2 separate regions of the Mus musculus genome follow, and region 1 is linked to region 2. The links are chromatin loops, found by intact Hi-C in ENCODE. Cell type or tissue: heart. All regions are shown on one strand. Links, peaks and the distances in the headings refer to the core of each region. The heading gives the core; the rest is flanking DNA.

Region 1 (2,904 bases), core at 320-2,819, 180 kb after region 2:
GACCTGGAGCAGCTTGTTGGAGTGGGTTCCACTCGTACCACAGTATACGGTGAGAAAACTGGACTATGCTTCAGGGACCAGCCACTTCCTGGACTCAACGCGGCACATCCTGACTGCTTTACTGGGAAGAGCCCTGTACAAGCGTGTAAAGTCCGCTGCTCCCACGTCTTTGTGAGCTTCCTGCCCTGAAAGGACCTCAGGCAAAAGCTAGTATCAGCCAGGAAGGCGAGGGTGTCAGGGAACAGCCTGAAGCCCCGCCGGGGCTCATCACAATCAGTGTTCTTTTTAAATGACATATTCCGGGGCTGGCGAGGCTGCTCAGTGGGTGCACAAGTATCAAGACCCAAGAGCCAATTCCTCAGCACACGGAAGACCAGATGTGGCAACACATCTGTACACAGCATGCCTAAGGCAAAATACAAAGCAGAACCTCCAGAAACTTTCAAGCCGCCCAGTGCTTAGCCTGGTAAAATCAACAAGAGACTGCCTCAAGCGAAGCAGAAGGCAAGGGCTGACACCCGAGGTCAGCCTCTGATCTACACAACTCACAGGGTGGCATGCACGTCCTCACAGCTATACACAGGTGCATGCATACGCACCCATGCACTGACACACATGCATACATACACGCACACACACACACACATACACACACGAGGACTGGAGAGATGACTCAGTGGTTAAGAGCACTGGCTGCTGTCACAAAGAATCTAAGTTCAGTTCCCAGCACCCACATGGCCGCTCACAATATAGCTCCAGTCCCAGGAGACCTGTCCCTCCTAACCTCCTTGGGCACTAGGGATGTACATGGTACACAGACACACAGAAGCAAAACAACCACACACTTAAAATAATTTGTTAAAATGTCGACCCCGGCCTCATGACAGACCTCCAGAACCAAAACCTCAAGGAGTAGGTAAGGGATATATATTTTTTTTAAGTCAAATAGATGATACACTGCTCCGGATCAGGGGTTGCCAACCTTCCCAGTGCTGAGACCGTTCACACAGTACCTCGTGGTGTGGTGACCTCGGCCATGAAATTGTTTCGCTGCTACTTCATGACTGTAACATTGCTGTTATGTGTCATCCTGTCAATTTCTGTGTTTTCTGATGATCTTAGGCTACCCCTGTGAAAGGGTCTTCCAAATTTTCTTTTTCCAAACAGGATCTCGGTACACAGTCCGGCTTATATGGCCCATTTGCCTCTGCTTCCCAAGTGCTGGGATTATAGACTTGTACCAAACCTGGAAGAAATTTTGGTAATTTTTCTTTTTAGATTTGATAGCATATTTTGGAAACATGGAAGAATGTCCTTATTCATAGGCTGCATTAAGTTCAAGCATGAAAAGTGACCTGTCAGCTGGATGTGGTGGCGCATGCCTTTAATCCCAGCACTTGGGAGGCAGAGGCAGGCAGATTTCTGAGTTCGAGGCCGGCCTGGTCTACAGAGTTCTAGGACAGTCAGGGATACACAGAAAAACCCTGCCTTAAAAAAAAAAAAAAAAAAAAAAAAAAAAAAAAAAAAACCAGTGACCTGTCACGTCTCAACTTACTTTTGTAGTGGGTCAACAAATGAATTTTAACAGGTTTCGGGTAGAAAAGCGCCAACGAGACAAAACAGCGGGGAAGAGAATCACTACACGCAACAACACTTCTGTAGGCTTGACGTTTCTGAACATAAAGCTGAGGGAATGAAGCTACTAGCTTCCATGCAGTGAAAACATGAAACCTGCCTGGCAGATAACCTGGGTCTCCTGCCAAGCCACAGGCTCTAGCCTGACTGCGAGGCTGTGGCCGCCCAGCCTAGCTGACGCTTGTGGAGATGAGACCACACTGACCCCTAGAGGAACTCAGCTCTCAGACCAGAGCAAGCCTAACCCCACACTGGCAATGGCCATGACAGATTGCATTGTCCCCAATGATGTTCACGGCAAAGGGCAAAGCCCCCTGCTTGGCCTCCTCCCGTAGGCTGACCAATTTCTAAATGTGAGGCTTTGTGCAGGACAGCCATGCCCAGTGTGAGGCCAGCCTCATCAGCTCCACCAGGACAGGGCACGCGTGCTCAGGGGGACCCACGTATTACTTGTCACTGTGGCCAATCACCGGTCAGAAGCAACTTCGGGAAGGATTTATTTGATCCGACAGCGCTGGGATTCCAGTCCACTATGGTATGGGAGGCAGGGCAACAGGAACAGCAGTCTCCAGAGGTTTATATGTTTCTATGGCGGCAGACAGAAAGCAAAGCACACAGGCCCGAAGCGAGAGGGGGTTAACCTTCAAAGCCTGCTTCTACTGACCCACTTCCACCAGTCAGGCCTCCTCTCCCAAGAACTGCAGGGCTTTCACAGGTGCACAGGCTGTGGGTGCAGTTGGCAGGGCACATCCTACCCCTCACAAGCCGTTAACAGGAAGTCTGCCACAAACGGAGTGAGCTCAACAATACCCTCTCAGATGAGGCAGGGCGCACAGGTGACATGGAGGCACACAGGATCATGCCAGTGTCAGGCTGCAAACTGAGCACAGCTCTGCAGGAAGCCATTCCCTCAAGAGCAGACTGCCTCTCCTGCTGGGCACTCGTCAAAGGCCGAAGAGAAGGGTAGAGGTCTCTGCTGGTTAAGATGTAAGAGCAGAAATGGCAGCGCAGTTCAGGGGCTCGCATCCCTCTCCCTAACCTCTCTAACTTCCAGTAAGGCTTTTGCTGTATTCAGCTTTGGCCAACAGCCTTAGTCCAAAGACCAAAGAACTTGAAGACATCACTAGAAATGATGAAAGATTAAGAATTAAATCTCCCTCCCCGAGACAGGGACTTCCCACAGCAGAGCCAACCCAGCCTGGTCATTTCTTCAGACCAGGAACTGGAAGGGTGAATGGCCCAGAAGGCTCAGCCCAAGAACCTGAGGGA
Region 2 (2,904 bases), core at 147-2,646:
CAGACACAGAGACGCAGAGAGAGAAGAAATGGAAACCTGAGTTCTTTTGTGTCTTCTCTGAATGTCAGTGGCTCAGAAATTCCCATCTACAGTGCTCAAGAACAGACAAGAGGATCTGCTGTTTTCTTCCTCCTCCGTTTTCTCTTCCTTCTCCTCCCTTTCCTCCACCTCTTCCTCCTCCTCTACCTTCTCCTCCTCCTCCTTCTTCTTCTTTAATGTTGTTTTCAGACAGGATTTTGTTGTATAGTCCAGCCTGGCTTCAACCCTGAGATCCTCCTGCCTCAGTTTCCTGCAGGCTGGAGTTACAAGCATGTGCCACCACACCCAGCATGCTTTGCTATCTTGCAAACAAGATTTTTCTTGCTGCCCTTGTCTTCATGTCCCTGGGCAGAGACCTCACAGCAGTGAACACTTGTTCCCACCCTCAGGTCTTTACTGTGTTTTTTACAATGGAGATGGCCTTCAAGATCATTGCCTTCGACCCCTACTACTACTTCCAGAAGAAGTGGAACATCTTCGACTGTGTCATCGTCACCGTGAGCCTGCTGGAGCTGAGCACATCCAAGAAGGGCAGCTTGTCTGTGCTCCGCACCTTCCGCTTGGTAACGTCTTCTCTTGGCCACTTGGGAAGCTCCCATTCAGGCTCAGGGAAGCTGACCCCGAGGGGACAGGCACTGTGTGTCTGGGGACTCTACCGGTGGTTCCCAACACCCTTCCTATTCTCGTGGGAGCAAGGCAAGCCATGGTTCTGAAGAACCTAGAGACTCAGTTTGGCAATTCCAGTTTTTCACTGATGTAATGTGGGGTGGTTGCTCTCTTTGTCCCTCCATCTCCTTGTTTGTACCAAAAAGGGACTTCGGAACAGCATTCCATTCTCTTACCACACAGCAGTCCCAGCAACAACGTTGGGACATTTTCAGCCAACATTTTCTGAATATGTGGCTCAGCCATAGTACTACGTAGGCTCTTGAAATAATAAGATTCATTTTATGCTCCCAACCCTGAGAGACCATTGCTTTTAAAGTCCTCAGGATGAGCCAAACTGAGACACACCATCTTTAAATGATGAACTCAGTGTTTGTCGAACGCCAGGACAGCGAGCTAGTGTATGACCTGGAACTCAAATCCACGTTGCCTGACTGCTGAGTCTCAGCTCCGTCCCCCCTCAAAAAGGCTTTCCCTTATTTCTTGGTTGCCCAATTCAGAGCCCAAAACTTCACCCACAAAAGCTTGCCTCCTCTTAGCCTCCACAGGCGCCTCTCCAAACTCAGCTCCAGGGCGCCCTCTACTGGAGGCATTCCTCCACTCAATCACTGGTCTCCATGTCTGCCCTCCACACCACCACAAATGCTTCCATCAGCCACCTGTAAGTGAGGTCACTAATGAGAGTCTGAGGTTACTGATGTCCTCAAGTCCTCAAGCCATCTGGAGGATTCTTGGCATTTCAGTGACTCCTAGAAGCCAGCAAGGGACTTGAATAGCTAGGGTGGCCATTCCCAGGATACGCCATAACGCAAAAAAAAAAAAAAAAAAAAAAAAAAAGACTGAAACTGGCATGTTTGTTAGCAACTAGAGCCAGTGGACACTGTGTCCTTTGGAGGCTCAACCAGGTCTCTCCTGTTCTTGTGAGAGGGAGGCAGGGGAGGGCCTCCTACACACCTAACTTCTGATTATGACATGCGAGTCCATTCACAATTCCCTAACCTCATCCCCCAATCGCGCGTGCAGGCTCCCTTCCATGTTCCCAACAGCCTGGTGAGATTCCATGCTCTGCCAGCCAGTATTACATTATCAACAAAAACCCAGCCCCTTCCCTTTACCCCACAGCTGGAGCTGGCCCTGAACTGTGTGCATTCCTGGGTAAAGAGACACAGCCGAGACGATCAGTTGGGTGGTTTTAGTCTTCAAAACTGTTTTAGTCAAGCACATCCTGCCTCCCTATAAGCACCCCCCAGACCAACAGTTTCTACTCTCATGACCACCTTCAACTGGCAAGGGCCATTTGTCACAAATAGTTCCCCAGTGGAGTCCCCTTGAAGTCCTTGTGGCGATTGTGAGGCTCCAGCAAGCCCCGCCCCTCTTCTCCCTGCACTTTTCTCAGCCACAGGCCTGGCCACCCATCCTCTGCCTCAGACACCTGTTCCCAGGTCTTCACCTGGTTTGGCTGGTCTTGGCCTTCTGGGCTGACTCATCCCCTCTCCACAGAGGGCCTCCCACACTCTGGTATCTGAACCTGGCTTCGCTCTTCAAACCAAGCCGCTCTTTTGAGATTATAATGCCATATCCTGAGAGTTCATAGGGCTAAACCCAGGGATTTCCTTTCTGCCATCCTACTCCAGACACTGAGCACAAGCTGTCTATAAGGAGAGACTCAGTAAAAATGTTGGGATTGGTTGAGGAAAGGAAGGAGAAGAACAAGAGAGGAAATCCCATGTAACTCTTTTTGCCCTTCCCCGAATGCCACCACCCATCTTGACGTGATTTAAGGTAGGCTCTGCCACTCTATCATTGTGCCAGTACCATACCATCTTAGTTACTGCAGCTTAGAACATGTCTGTGCCTGTAAACACAGTCGCCTGCTGTGGTGGTTCACTTTCTTTGTCAACTTGACTGGATTTAGAATCACCAAGGAGATATACTTCTGAGTGTGTTTGTGAGGGTGCTTCAAGGAGGTTTAACTGGGAAGGAGCGCTCGCCCTGCCTGTGAGTGGCAGGTGGAGGGTGGGGCAGACAGAATAAAAAGAGGGATGCTGAACTGCAGCAGCCCTCTACACTCCCTTCCCTGCCACCCTTCCCCCCCCACCCCCCGCCCGCTGAGGACTCTGATGTCACTGCCTCCGTGCCTTTCCAGCATAATGGACCATGTTCCCTAAACTCTCTTAAGATTCTCCCTGCTAGGTATTT

What was found. Peaks named below come from ENCODE experiments on the same cell type or tissue, not always from the same donor. Only the 100,000 strongest peaks of a DNase experiment are listed, where the experiment ranks them.
Region 1: it touches region 2 in a loop (3-fold over the local background); 2 of 42 quality-filtered maps call a loop at or near these places.

Annotation. Positions count from the first base shown.
Region 1 is chr9:119,464,723-119,467,626 of GRCm38, reverse strand. Exog (endo/exonuclease (5'-3'), endonuclease G-like) reads right to left here. Exons shown (of 6, transcript NM_172456.4): 6 at 2,109-2,904. Among named protein-coding and RNA genes, the nearest start is that of Exog, 21 kb to the right of the region's middle. In heart, for the core only: a CTCF peak has its summit at 1,837; a DNase peak (open chromatin) is centred at 1,826; H3K27ac peaks cover 138 bases.
Region 2 is chr9:119,645,736-119,648,639 of GRCm38, reverse strand. It overlaps Scn10a (sodium channel, voltage-gated, type X, alpha), which reads left to right. Exons shown (of 28, transcript NM_009134.3): 15 at 429-602. Among named protein-coding and RNA genes, the nearest start is that of Scn10a, 72 kb to the left of the region's middle. In heart, for the core only: a CTCF peak has its summit at 1,297 (motif pointing left); no DNase peak of the experiment used is centred there; H3K27ac peaks cover 171 bases.